Regions from separate parts of the Homo sapiens genome. Here region 1 is linked to region 2. Evidence: read pairs that join two places in POLR2A ChIA-PET (ENCODE). Cell type or tissue: B cell. All regions are shown on one strand. Each heading gives the region's core, and the rest is flanking DNA. Links, peaks and the distances in the headings are about the cores only. Region 1 overlaps SETX (senataxin). Region 2 overlaps MED27 (mediator complex subunit 27).

The links. Peaks named below come from ENCODE experiments on the same cell type or tissue, not always from the same donor. Only the 100,000 strongest peaks of a DNase experiment are listed, where the experiment ranks them.
Region 1: POLR2A ChIA-PET joins it to region 2 with 5 read pairs; 2 of 35 experiments call an interaction of 5 or more read pairs at or near these places.

What each region holds. Positions count from the first base shown.
Region 1 is chr9:132,270,534-132,281,728 of GRCh38, reverse strand. It overlaps SETX (senataxin), which reads left to right. Exons shown (of 26, transcript NM_015046.7): 20 at 155-262; 21 at 3,472-3,659; 22 at 4,577-4,669; 23 at 6,309-6,473; 24 at 9,921-10,019. Among named protein-coding and RNA genes, the nearest start is that of SETX, 79 kb to the left of the region's middle. RefSeq lists enhancers at 11,074-11,195, 11,178-11,195. In B cell, for the core only: no CTCF peak of the experiment used is centred there; no DNase peak of the experiment used is centred there; H3K27ac peaks cover 747 bases.
Region 2 is chr9:131,925,331-131,929,330 of GRCh38, reverse strand. The region is part of intron 4 of MED27 (mediator complex subunit 27); the gene reads left to right. Among named protein-coding and RNA genes, the nearest start is that of MED27, 150 kb to the left of the region's middle. In B cell, for the core only: no CTCF peak of the experiment used is centred there; no DNase peak of the experiment used is centred there.

The sequences.
Region 1 (11,195 bases), core at 2,761-6,760, 350 kb before region 2:
TGTTTTTTTGTTTTCAGGGAAAATTTGTATTTTTGATATTTGGTGCAGGAGAAGTGTGATACTTTTCTGAATGGTTAGAACTTTAATCAGATAAACTATATGGATAAATAGCAAAGATTGTTAAGACTGCCTCTCTCTTCTGTATCTTACCAAGGCTGGACAGTCTTGTGAAATTGAGACTCTTACTCCACTCATCCATCGCTGCAATAAGCTCATCCTAGTAGGAGATCCTAAGCAGCTCCCTCCGACAGTCATCTCTATGGTAAGTTTTTTATGTTCAGATTGCTTTAAAATGGAAGGGGCTTTTTAAAATTTTTGTTTTCAGGAGGGAGAGACATCTTTCTTGGATTGGCCTCTTAATTTGGAGGGAAAAGTAAGCAGTAACTAAGAAAAGAGAAGCACTTAATAAATTTTAAAAAATGCCTAAAAATGTCCATTTGGTCATAGTTGTTCTTCTGTGTATGTGTGGCAGAAGCAGTGTGGCAGGGACTTGGAAGCCTAGATGGATGACGTGCCATGGAAACCAAGCTTTGGGAAAGGCAGTGTGCATGTCTGCCTTTTTTAAGTCTCTTAAGAGCTGAATCTGATTTATTTTAATCATACAAACACCAAAACAATAATAAAAGAAAAACTTCAGAAATAAAGAGAAGAATCCTACCCTCCTCATTTTTGTTTAAATATGTACAAATTGAGGAAAACATGAAGTTAAATTAATTTTGGAGTACATTTCCATTTTTAGAATTTGGTATTCTAGTGTTAATACAAGAACATGTCTGTGCCCTTCACATCATCTGAAAGTGAAGGTACAGGGGAAAAAAAGACTCAATTACAAGCTCTGACTTTGGGAAGAGAAGAACCAGACTGTAGTCTACTCTTCTCTGTTGGTTTTTTTTAATCTCATGAAAGATTCTCCTGGAAATGCACATTAGAATCAGGATCCAGTAGATGTTTTGAAGTAATCTGAAGAGGTTTTGAAATTTAATGAAATGTGTATTTTTTACTAATAACATAGATTATTTATACAGATAATTGAGCAGTGGCTTCATAAATAATCCTAGAGAACAGATCATTTTCAAAGCATTTTTGTTGAAGCTTGGAATGAATGCAGGTGGTTATCGTTAGTGGTTTTTGATTTCGGAATTATTCAGAATGATAGTGCAGTTCTTTGTATGACATTTGAGCGCAGGTACATGATCATGTTAGAGTGTGGCCCAGAAGCACACCCGTCACCCAGTGAAAACCCGTGTGTGTAGGGAAGAACTGCTGCAGGTAACTTTGTTCACGGAGAATAATGAAGAGCAAATTCTGTATCCCATTTCTTTAAATGATGCAGGATTTCATTGAAGGGCCTTGGCATATAGTGAAAAGAGAGATTGTTAATGGGCCTCAACTTTACTGCCTACTTCAATGATTGATAAAAACAACAAAAATTAGAAAAAAAAAATCCATTTGTGCTGTTTAAATTGTTGTACAAATAAAACAGGCTATTTTGAGAAAATAATTACAAAGTTCATTTCCATAAGGTGCCTTTTTTGACCACCTGTTTCTAGTGGTAATTACAGTGAAAGTGAGTATTTTTAACAGATATTGCTAGGCATTTGTGTGTTTATTCGTCTTTTTCAGTATGTATATATTGAGTGCCACCATAATTCAGGCACTGTTTAGGGGCTGGGGTTATGACAGTGAAGAAAACAGACAAAATCCCTGCCCTTATGGTGTTTGTATTCTAGGGGTTAACAGTGAGTCAGTTACTAAAAAGTGGTATATGGTTTGTATACATGTATATGTTTATGTGTATATGTACGTGGGTTTGGTTTTGTTTAAAGGTGGCAAAATCATTCTGTGCAGAATTGGTTTTTTTTTCAATCAGTAAATCAGGGACATCCTCCCATGTCAGAATATATATTAATAAATCTATGTCATTTGTAGAATGGACTAAGGTTTTGTCTGGAGGTAGATGCGTTACCTTACATAACTTCCTTTTCTGTTTCCCCAAAGAAAAGATTAAAAATTAGGTTTTGTGAGCTAACGCAGATAAACTTTTGAGGATTTAGGGAAAATTGGCATGTATCTATTAATAATTATTTTATGCTTTCACAAACCTGTTTAAAATCACACATATAAATAGGTTAAGAAGTAATGCCTTTCTTCCACTCCCATAGTTTGTGAAACAAGTTTATTCAGGCTTTGCACGTCTTCAGTGCCAGTATCTTTCACATCACTCATGAAGATTCCATCATCTTAGTGAAGTTTTCAGCACATTTTTACTTCAGGGTTATTTAAGATAAAGTACTTTTTGAAACTTTTCTTTTTTAATTATACTTTAAGTTCTAGGGTACATGTTCACAACATGCAGGTTTGTTACATATGTATACATGTGCCATGTTGGTGTGCTGCACCCATTAACTCGTCATTTACATTAGGTGTATCTCCTAATGCTATCCCTCCCCCTCCCCTTTTTGAAACTTTCTGTGTTGCTGCCATCGGAAAGTAGATCCCAAGGCACAACTGTGGTAACATCAAGACAGTTTATCCCACTTGTCACTTAGGTCACTGTTTTTCAGATTGCAGAATATAACCCATTATTTGGTTTGTGAAATCCATTTAGCACAGCTTCGGCGTTCCTAATTCAAAAATTTGAAATGCTTCACCATCTGAAACTTCCCAAGTGCTGACTTTATGCTTAAAGTTCACGCTCGAAGGATATGCTCATTGGAGTATTTTGGATTTTTGGATTAGGGATGGTCAACACATAAGTCGAGTCTGTTTCCTTCACTGGAAATTAAGTCCTGTGAGACTTCATCTTATTCACTCTAGTGGTCTTAGCACTTCAAATTATAGATGCTTAGTACATATTAGATGGATGAATGAAGAATTTTGTCTTCAAAAGGCTTGTTTACAGTGGCATTCAATATGTCTGTCTGTGAGGGTGTACCCCCAGAAATAATTGTTAAAATCTGTGTTACATTTCCTTTATTACTGGTTTTTTTGGGTGGCGTCTTGTAGCATCAAAATAGCATCAGTTGTCTTTCACAAGATCATATCTCTTTCATTAGCAGTATATGAGTAGAAAAGACCTCCACATATATTCAAGATTCATGGCATTTTGGCCAGGTGTGGTGGCTCATTCCTGTTATCCCAGCTACTCAGGAGGCCAGAGACATGAGAATCGCTTGAACCTGGGAGGTGAAGGATGCAGTGAGCTGAGATCACGCCACTGCACTCCAGCCTGGGTGACAGAGCGAGACTGTGTCTCCAAAAAAAAAAAAAAAAAAAAAAAAAAAAAAAAAAGATTCATGGCATTTTGAGGCTCAGAGTCAGAAACACCTTTTTTCTCTGAAGCTGTGGTTGGTAATCTTATGCTACCTGAACGTTGCCATATACGTATTAGATCTCAGTAATTGTGTTTATAATAGTGGGAAAGATATAAATGAATTCTTGGAAACTGTTGCTTTATTTTGCCCCTCACAGAAAGCACAGGAGTATGGCTACGACCAGTCAATGATGGCTCGCTTCTGCAGACTGCTGGAAGAGAATGTAGAACACAACATGATCAGCAGGCTGCCCATTCTACAGCTCACTGTTCAGTACAGGATGCATCCAGACATATGCCTCTTCCCTTCTAATTATGTTTATAACAGAAACTTAAAAACAAATAGGTGAGTTCCCCTTATTGTTTGTGACCTTATTTTGTTGTAGTTTAGCTACTTATGAAGAATAGACATTTTACTGTCGTCTTAGGTCTTGTCATAAAAAGCATAAATCATGAAGGGTTAATAATTTTGTCCTGTTATAATAGCCATCATGTTGAATACAGCAAAGCACATAAAAAAGAAAAGGGGAAAAAGTCACCTATATTTATACTACCCAGAAATAATCACTGGTAACATTTTGGTATATCCACTTTCAGCAGTCCTTTTTTTTTTTTTTTTTTTTTTTGAAGACAGGGTCTCATTCTGTCACTCACACAGGATGAGTGCAGTGGCACACAGTCCTGGCTCACTGCAGCTTCGACCTCCCAGGCTCAATCAATCCACCTGCCTCAGCCTCCTGAGTAGCTGGGACTACACTCAGTCACCACCATGCCTGGCTAATTTTTGTATTTTTCTTTTTGTAGAAACGGGGTTTCGCTATGTTGCCCAGGCTGCTTTCGAACTCCTGAGCTCAAGCAATCCACCCGCCTTGGTCTCCCAAAGTGCTGGGATTACAGGCGAGAGTCACCGCACCTGGCCAAGTTTCAGTCCTTTTACTATGCATATCTTTTTTTACTTTTTAAATTTTTGAAGGAAAAATGTGGGACCATACTTAACATAGTATTCTGTGGCTTACTCTATTATGAGTGTCTTTCCAATCATACTTGTTATATTTTAATGATATAGACACCTCTCCCAGCACCAGGAAAGAAATAGAATTTGTTTTGTACCTTTCACTAATACACGTCTAGAAAAGAATATTCCTGCTATCCCCTTACTTGCCCCAGCCCACATCACCACACAGAAAAAATTGTAGTAATACCAAGATATTTTCTTAAATCTTGACTTTATTCTGAATGTTGACTGCTTTTTTTTTTTTACAGACAGACAGAAGCCATTCGATGTTCATCAGATTGGCCATTTCAGCCATACCTTGTGTTTGATGTTGGAGATGGTTCAGAAAGACGGGATAATGAGTATGTTTTCCTCTTGCCTCAGTCCTCTGATAGTCCCAGAATTGTTACATGATTTGCATTCATATTTCTGTTAAATACATTTCCTATACACATCTCTCTGCCTAGTGTCAGGGCACAGTCATGTTCACTTAAGTTGATGCTTCTTTTTTCTGTATAATGGGGATAATATTACCTAATGTCATAAGCAAGTGCTTGAGTAGATACTTGTTGAGCTCACAGCAGTGAGGGAAACAGACGTGCCCATTGCAAGATGGTGGTCTCATGGGAAGACAGGCCTTCAGCAGGTCATCACCTGGGTAAGCAGTTATTCCAGTTGGGTTAAGTACTGTGAAGGCTAAGTATAAATTCAGTTGAATGAAAATGTGAAAGGGAGGAAGGAAGTAGTGACAGAGGTTGGATGGTATTGGGTTGTGAATAAGGGCATGTGTTCAGGTGGTCTGTATATGACAGCAAAGAGGAGTGGTGTTGCTAGAAGCAGCAATGTCAGAGGAGCTGGGGATTCTTGTGAGAGAGTAGGGGAGGAATGGTCTAGGGGCAGCATTTGTTGGCACGGATACAAGTGCCACTCTGTCATGAAGTAGGAGGAAACACAAATCCCACTTCTACATCATGGGATGGCTGCAGAGCAGGTGGCGTCCTCAGGCGAGAATCAGGCGTTAGATAAGATACAGAGGTGGAAGTAGGGAACACTCATTGAAGAGGTTACACATACAGAGGAGTTGTTGGCCATGGGATTGTAGTGCTGGAGGGACTGCAGCCTAAAGGTTTTAATGAGGCCTCTTGGAGGAGAGCAGAGGATTGCGAGTTAAGCCGCAGAGCATCATGAGGATTTCAGGGATGGAAGAGATCGCTAGCTGATTGGGTTGTCCATTTAGTAAGTCTCAAAGTTAGGAGAATGGGTATTTAAGGCTCGTAAAGCAAGGCGGGTAAGGTAGCCTCAGGAATCAAGGGATGGGGCAGTGCATCCCCTGGTCTTGGTGCATTTTGGGTCCGGTATGGTCATGAGGGAGCATGTGTTTTCAGGAGGGGTTGAGAGTGCAGGATATGAGGCTGCTGAGGACTACAAAGAGGACATGAACCTGCTCCAGGGCCCCATGTTGTTCAACTGGGGTCAAGTGGGACACATCCTTCACATTGAGTCTGTGTGGATGGCAGCTGCTCGGTTGTGTGGTGTGTGTTGTATGCAGCCAGTGGTGAGGGACAAGGAAGATCATACATGTAAAGCATTTTCTCAGTGTTCGGAAGATAGTTAATCCTTAATTCATGTTAGCTATCTCTTATTCACATCTTTGTTCTTATTAATACTGCTGTTCTTAATACTGCTCTCCCTGTTTCAACAGATGAAGAAAGTGGTGCCTAAACTTCAGTTGATTTCAAACTCTTTTCTCTCTACAACTTCATTTTTCACTGGGCATTTCACATGTATTCATATTTACCATAGTATTTTCACATTTATTCATATATACCATATTAATGGTCATTGTAACAGCCTCTTGGAGTCACTGCTAGCTGAATAAAAGATGAAGCCTATCTGCCTGCCCTTTACTATAATGGGAAACAAACTCAGTGGAACTTAAGTTAGCAATTAGCCTGCTATTAGTTTTGATAACACTGTGTTTTCTTTTTCCATCTTGTTTAGCTCATATATAAATGTTCAAGAAATAAAACTGGTGATGGAAATAATTAAGCTTATTAAAGACAAAAGAAAGGATGTTAGTTTTCGAAACATTGGCATAATAACTCATTACAAGGCCCAGAAGACGATGATTCAGAAGGATTTGGACAAAGAGTTCGATAGAAAAGGGTGAGGCATTTTTATAAATATTTCCAATTTTCTTGTTGAATTAGAATGAGAGGATATAGAAGGAAAGAAGAAAAGGGAAACTCTTAAGGAGTGGTCTGTGCAAATTGGTGATACGGCACGAGGAAGCTGGGATGCTGCTGGCTTTCATAGACTTGTGCTGTGTGGCTCCTGGGTAGACAGGTTACTTCCTGGCAGTTGGAATGTCAACATTCTCCTTGGCAGTGGAATTGACTAAGAAACTTGCCAGGTCTTTACCTTTTAGTTCCATGACTTGTTCATCTGAATTCTTGTTCTAGCAAGACTAAAAGTAACATTTCACTTTAAATAAATGATTTAACCCTTGTATTGCCTTTATGTATAGAATGAAAATCATGTTTTTGTTTCCTTCTTACCTCAGCAGTAAAATTAAAGATTAAATATTGGAGATCCATAACCTTAAAATCATCTTAACTTAGAAGCACACAGACTACCAAAATCGAATCTAGAAAACAATAGAAAATCAGACCTGTAGGCTGGGTGTGGTGGCTCACACCTGTAATCCCAGCACTTTGGGAGGCTGAGGCGGGCAGATCACCTGAGGTCAGGAGGTTGAGACCAGCCTGGGCAACATGGTGAAACCCCATCTCTACTGAAAAAAAATACAAAAATTAGCCAGGCGTGGTGGCGCGCTCCCGTAGTCCCTGCTACTCGGAAGGCTGAGGTAGGTAAATCGCTTGAACCCAGGAGGCGGAGGCTGCAGTGAGCTGAGATTGCCCCACTGCATCACTCCAGCCTGGGTGACAGAGCGAGACTCCATCTCAAAAAAAAAAAAAAAAGAAAAAATCAGACCTTTATAACAAATAATGAAACATTTCCCAATAATGAAAAGCCCAGAACCAAGCTAAGCTGGTGAATTCTATCAAATATTAAAAGAAGAATGAACACAAGTCATTCTCACATGCTTCCAATAAATAGAACACTCAGATTCATTTTTTGAAGCCAGTATTACACTGATACCAAAGCCAAGGGAAAGTATCACAAGAAAACTACAGATCCAAATCCTTTATGACTAGATACAAAAATCCTCAACAAAATAGTGACAAACTGAATTCAGCAGGTTATTACAAGGATTTATACATCAAGACCAAGTGGGATTTATCCCAGGAATGCAAGATTGCTTCAACATATGAAAATCAATATGATATACCATATTAGAAGAATGAGGAGACCCACATAATCAGCTCAGTAGATACAAAAAAAAGTTGCACGGAACCCAAAATGCTTTGATGATTTAAAAAAAAAAAAAGAATACAAAGGAACTTTTTTTATTAATAAAAGGCATTTACAAAAAACTCATAGCTAACGTTATACTTCATGGTAAGAATGAAAGCCTTTCCTCTAAGATCAGGAGAGATGTTTGAAACTCTTAATGCTTTTTTTCAACATTGTACTAGAGGTTTTAGCCAGAGCAGTTAAGTAAGGAAAATAAATAAAAAGCATCTTTACTGGAAAGAAAAAAGTAAAACTCTCTCTTCATAGGTGGCATGATCTTATTTCTAGAAACCCTAACAAAGCCATTCAAAGGCACTATTAGAGATAATAAGCTTAGCAGGATACAAGATTAATATGTGAAAGTTGATTATATTTTGATGCAACTAGCAATGAACAATCTGAAAAGGAAGTTGAAACAATTCCATTTACAATAGCATCAAAAAGAATAAAACACTTCGGAATAAATAGAACCAAAGAAGTATAAGACTTGTACGCTGAAAACTGCAAAACGTTGTTGAAAGGAATTAAAGAACACCTAAATAGGCCGGGTGCAGTGGCTCATGCCTGTAATCCCAGCACTTTGGGAGGCCCAGGTGGGTGGATCACCTGAGGTCAGGAGTTCAAGACCAGCCTGGCCAACATGGTAAAATCTTGTCTCTACTAATTATACAAAAATCAGTTGGGCATGGTGGCACACGCCTGTAATCCCAACTACTCTGGAGGGTGAGGCAGGAGAATCACTTGAACCCGGGAAGCAGAGGTTGCAGTGAGCTGAGATCACTCCATTGCACTCCAGCCTGGGCGACGAGAGCGAAATTCCATCTCAAAACAAAAAAAAAACCACCTAAATAAATGTGAAGACATCCTGTTTTCATGGACTGGAAGACTTAGTGTTGTGTTGTTTTTTGCATTTTTTGTGTGTTTTTTCATTTTTAGTAGAGACAAGGTCTTCCTAAGTTGCCCAGGCTGTTCTCAAACTCCTGAGTTCACACAGTCTTCCCAAAGTGCTTGGATTACAGACATGAGCTACCATGCCCAGCCAAAGACTTAGTATCAGCGTGACCATTTCTGTAAAAAAGGCAGTTGGATTACATCTGTAGATCAATTTGGGGAGCGCTGCCACCTTAACACTAAGTAAATAACTTGTACTATGTGGTACAATGAAATATTAATGAAGAAAGGGATGAAGTTCTGTTACATGCTACAACATGGATGAACTTTGGAAATGTTATGCTAAGGGAACAGTCACAAATAATCACATTTTGTAATTCCATTTATGTGAAACTCACAGTATAAGAAAATCTGTAGAGACAGGAAGTGTATTAGTGGTTGCCAGGGAATGGAGAGAGGAGGAAATTCAGGCTAACCTCCAAGAAAATGTTTTTAAAATGTCTTAGCAGCCGAGCATGGTGGTGCATGCATCTCCTTGGGAGGCTGAGGCAAGGAGGATTGCTTGAGCCCCAGAAGTTTGAGTCCAGCCTGGGCAACGCAGTGAGACTCTGTCTCTCTCTCTCTCTCTTTTTTTTTTTAAGTTTCTTTAAAAATAAAGACTGTAAGGCCAGGCATGGTGGCTCACATCTATAATCCTAACATTTTGGGTGGGTGAGGTGGAAGGATTGCTTGGGGCCAGGGGTTTGAGACCAGCCTGGGCAACATGGCAAGACCCCATCTCTACAAAACATGGAAAAATTAGGGTGGTGGTCCATGCCTGTAGTCCTAGCCACTTAGGAGGCTGAGACGGAGCTCAGGTGTTCAAGTTACTGTGAGCTATGAATATGCTGGTGCACTCCAGCCTGGACAAGAGTGAGGCTAGACTGTCAAAAACCAAAAAACTAAGCCGGACGCGGTGGCTCACGCCTGTAATCCCAGCACTTTGGGAGGCCGAGGCGGGCGGATCATGAGGTCAGGAGATGGAGACCACAGTGAAACCCAGTCTCTACTAAAAATACAAAAAATTAGCTGGGCATGGTGGCGGGCACCTGTAGTCCCAGCTACTCAGGAGGCTGAGGCAGGAGAATGGCGTGAACCCGGGAGGCAGAGCTTGCAGTGAACTGAGATCGCGCCACTGCACTCCAGCCTGGGCGACAGAGTGAGACTCCGTCTCAAAAAAAAAAAACCAAAAAACTAGTTTATAAATATGTATACTTAATAATTATCTTCCTTTTTCCAGTAAATATGTTTCTCTTTTGTAAATAGACCAGCAGAAGTAGACACTGTGGATGCATTCCAGGGTCGGCAGAAGGATTGTGTTATTGTTACGTGTGTCAGAGCAAATAGCATCCAAGGTTCAATTGGGTGAGTTACTGTCATTGTTGCTCTTTTATACTTGTATACATTGTTGCTTGTTTATAGTTCAGGATTAGGTTCATTATCACTGTTAGAGAACACCATTTGCTTTTTTAATTTTCTTTTGTGAAAACCTGTGTAATACTATGAAAGTTTCTCTTTTAAGTTGTGAAATAGACCCACTGTTAGATCTTGGTGCAATCTTGGCCCACTGCATCCTCCACCTCCTGGGTTCAAGCGATTCTTCTGCATCAGCCTCCCGAGTAGCTGGGACTACAGGCATGTGCTACCACGCCCAGCTAATTTTTGTATTTTTCTGTAGAGACAGTGTTTTGCCAGGTTGCCCAGGCTGGTCTCAAACTCCTGAGCTCAAGTGCTCCACCCACTTTGGCCTCCCAAAATGCTGGGATTACAGGCGTGAGTCACTGCGCCCGGCCTTGGTGTCTTTTATATTAACCCATTTCATAGTGTGAATCTGTTCTTTTATTTAATAAGATTCAAATAAATAATTAGATTATACTTTGCAGAGGCATATTACTCCCCATGGTATGTGTCAAAGTGTCATTGTTTTCTGTGTTTTCCTGCTTTGGCTAAATTTGTTCACCTTAACTACTGTCAGTTTATTTAAGATGCTAAGGACACCTGTATGAGTGACAGAAAATATCCCAAGCCCAAGACTCTTACATGATTATTTGTTTCTTGTCATGAGAAGCAGACAGAATTTACAGGTTATAAATTAGTTCGTTTTCAAATAAAATAGTAATTAAAGTAATCTTTGCCCCTCCCTGGGATGGGCTGCATATACAGAGCCCAGTTGTATCTCAGGGTCAGTTTATAAATAGACCTTTCTTTCCCAGCTAATTTGAAATTTCACTTTTATCATACATCAATTCTATTTCTGAGCTCTTTTTCTGATCTACTGAAATATTTATCTGGTGTTCATGTATTTCTACACTAGTTCTACAATATCTTAACAGTCTAGATATATTTAAATGTAAGAATAAAGTGATTAGGCTGGTACCACATTTTTAGGATTTTTCAAGGCTTCAAGATTGCACTGTTAAAATTTCCAATTATCTTATCCAGGTAAAAATAGGAAATTGATAGATGCATCACTTTGAAGGAAGCCCCGAGGTTTTGGTTTGTTTCCTGTTTTTAATAGGAATTCTTCTGTGCCCGGTACCC
Region 2 (4,000 bases), core at 1-4,000:
TCCAGCAGAAGGAGTCTCTCCCCAGAACCACCACGGCTGGGAATGTGCTGGATCTCACTTGAAGCCAGCACGTCTCAGAGTCTCACCCAAGGCCCACGGCATACCACCTGGGTGTCACTGTTGGTTATTCCGGGCCCAAGGGCCCTTTGGTCAGCAGGTGATGGATCCTGCCAGGACTAGGTCCATCCCTTCAAGGGAGCAGATTCCCTTCTGGCCCAAGGTGTCGAGAAATATCATTTGGGAGCTAGGGCCTAGAATGGGTGCCTCACGACTGCCTGGTGCCCTATCCTGTTGTGGCTGAGCTGATGTCCAAGATGCAAGACGAAGTCCTCTTTACTCTTCGCTCTCCTGTCCTCAAGAAGAAGGAAGGGTCACTTTCATTGCTGTAAACTGTGGTGCCTAGAATTGGGGGAAGGGTGGCGCAAGCACTCCCTTAGCCACCCAGGCTACTGTCTCCCTGGGTCACATGCCGCCCTAGTCCACTGGCTATAAGCCCAGCCCAGCACTAGAACTTGCTTAGGAATTGTAGTCCTTGTGGTCTAGACTGCCTTTCAAGTTTACCTAGAACCCCAGAACACTTTAGCACACGCTGGCAAGGCTTGCTGAGAAACTCAAGTTCCCACACTGGGGTGGGTGATTTCTCTCTGGCCAGAACTGGTCCAAATACTCCCTCTGTGGATATGGCATCAGCTGAGCCCAGCATGGCTTTACTCTCCACTGTGTCAGGGCAGCACTGAGTTCAATGGCAAGTCCCCCAGTCGCTGTGCTCTCCCTCACCCAAGTGTGCAGATCCTCTCCAGGCCATTTAGCAGCTGCTGGAGGAAGGAGGAGGAGTGGTGTCACTCAAGACTGTCTTTCCTCCTCTTTTCAATGCCTCTTTCAGTGAAATAAAGTTAAAACAAGATACTGTGATTGCTTACCTGATTTTTCATTCTTATTATGGTGCTTTTTTGTGTGTAGTTGTTAAAAATTGGTGTTCCTGCAGGGGGGATGGTCGGGGGAGGCTTCTGTCTGGCCATCTTGCTCCACCCACCTCAGGATACATTTTTAAGTGTTAGCCCAAGCCACAGAGCCAGTGCAGACTCCTCTCTGGAGGAGCAGGGAGGTGTTGTGATCAGTAGGGAAAGACGGCATTTTCCTAAGAGCCACCTGAGTTGTGAAACCTGATGTTGCAGTGCCCACATGGGTGTCCAGAGCGGCTCCTGTTAAACAGCCTTGGTTCTACAGTAACACATTCCACTGATTTTGTTGTTGTTCTAAATCTCATCTGCTTTTGGTATATGAGTGTAGAGGGCTTGGGGGTTGTTTGTGCATATGCATGGGAAAACAGCATGAAGTCATTGGACTTCAGGCAATTTATGGACAAAAGGCAGGTTTTGGTGATCCCATTTTGGCTTCCTCCTTCACCAAGCAGTCCCTGCCAAGAAGCTCCTGACGTGCCTGGAGCAACCCTGGCCTTTGTCCCTCGTGGCAGGTCCAGTCTGTAATTGGGAGTCTCAGTCCATCATCGACAGTTTCTTCAGAGTATAAAAAGGGAAAAGGGAGGGGGAGACTACCAAATTGGCACTTTTTGAGCCCTCTGTATATTTCAGCTTGGCTTATCTAAAGCCAAACCAGCTTTTTGTTGTTGGCCTGGAAGCACCAGGGCTTCGGGGCCAATCAGAACCTTAGGAGTAGTCACCTCCTAGCCTGAGGACTGTGTTTGATATGGAGCACATGCTGGAGGCCCCTTCACAATTGTGAACCCACAGGGAGTTCACTCTTAGGAGAGGAGATGGGGTGAGAGGAGGGGAGGAAGGACAAATGGGCACTCAGCATTTGCTGAATGAATACATGAATGGCAGAAATAAAAGCATCTTTGACTTTCATATGTATCTGTTTGTCCATATTGGCAGAAATGGGGATCTGCTCTTTGGCTACTCAGGGGAGAAGGAATGACACTTGTGACTGATTTGATTCTGAAATTGCCAAGACAGTTACTGGCTTAACTTCTCGTGTCCTTGTAAGCCTTAGGTAATCAACTGTAGCCTATACAATCCAAGCCCTAGCTAATGTCAAATCTAAACTTGCAGCCTCTTGCATAATCTTTAAATACATTGTGGTGCTGTCTGCTCTGTTTCGGGGCTGTTTTGGTATTGTGTAAATTAATAACTCATGATTTAATAAATCTTGCTTCCGTTCTTTGAAGAGATGAGCACAGTTATCCAAAAATAAATCTAGCTATGTTGATATTTAGTGTCAGTTAATCTACCGCCTAACATCCCATTATTAATTTTCTTCAAACAGTCAAAATATTTTAAGAGCTTAACTGAATCAGACTGGAACAAGCTGCTGGCTTCTCTCGGCATTTAAAATATTAATTTACAATTTTTGACTGATCTATTAGGTAGAAAAATGTAAGAAAAGAAAAAAGCTTCAACCATGACACTGAAAATATATATTGGTATTTTATCATGTTTATTTAGATGTTATTTGATTTGCAAAGGATGAAACTCATTTATCAGTCTTTCTAAATCGACATTTTAACCAACCTTCAATTTCCATAACATATTCATACCCTGCTTGTGAATGACACATCTTGTTTTCAACCATTTAGACTAACATTATCTCATTGTACTCCACCCCGAGTTCTTTGAGGTAGGAAAGACTGTTGAATTGCTAGACTGCTTAATTATTTGGGGCCTTGATTTCTCCACTGAGTTCAATAGTGCTCAGGCTTGAAAAGGACTAAGAGTCACCAGCGTAGTTTGTGGGAAATGCACATTCTTGACAGGCAGTACAGAAATTCCAATTCAGCAGCTCTGGGGAACCCAGGAGGCCAGGACGGCTAGAGGGGAAGCAGGGAGTGAGGGGAAGGACGGTGGCGTCCTGGAGCTCTCCCTTTTCTCACTGCTGTGTTTCTTGGGCATCTCAGCTGAGTCTCAGGTAATCTGTGGAGTACATTTTGAGAATTCCTTTGTGCCCTTGGAGTTCTGATGAAGGCTGGCCTTTTTGGTAAGTCCCAGCTCTAGTGTCAAACTGGCTTATGAGATATGCTACTAAGGCGTTCATATTTATTCAGTAAATACTCACTGAGCCCCTGGAGATAAAGGCATAGTTCTAGGCACTGTTCGGCGTGGACCACACGAAGTTTTTGCCCTCACGGAGCCTGTCTGTAGCATAGAAAATGGACAAGAGACCAGCAACTTGCATAAAATGATGCCAGATGGTGATAAAGCTCAGAAGAACAGAAGCGGGGTGGCCAGAGCACAGGAGTGAGGGGAAGAAAGGGAGAAGTTGACACCACCTAAGCAGGAGACACCAGTCTGGGCCTCACAGGCTGGGAGGAGGGCTCCCTGCTTAGTGAGGTGTCCCTGTCATTTTAAATTCAGATGTACAAATTTGGATTCATCGTGACCCTTGACTCATGACACACTGTCATCACTAACGCAGGCATGGCCCTTTCATATTGGTTTATTTATAGTGCAGTGGGCATCTTTGAACATAGAACTGGACCAGGAGCTGCAGCATGATTGGCAGCCTGTGCTGCCTGGGATTGCCCCCCACCGCCCCCGCAGGAGCTGCTGTCCCCTGGCGTGTTTATCATTCTCTCTCCTGTTTTGGAGGGGATGCTTCACCATATATATATGCATATTCCTAAATTTATTCTTTAATTTTCCCTGGGTTTTAACTTAATTTATTTTAAAGGGATTATATGTTATCTTCAGGGACTTAATTTTTCACTGAACATTTTGTGTTTTTTACTAAATTTCATTCAATTTGTTGGTTTAGCTATAGCTTATTCATTTTCACTGATAGGAAATATTCCATTATCAGAATATATACTAATTTATTTATCCATTTTTCAATCAATGGTCATTCGATTTATTTCTGGGTTTCTGTTTTTCTATTATAAACAGTCCTGCTCTTACATTTTAAAATAATGAAGAGTATAATTGGATTGTTTGTAACACAAAATATAAATGCTTGAGGGGAAAGACACCCCATTCTCCATGATACG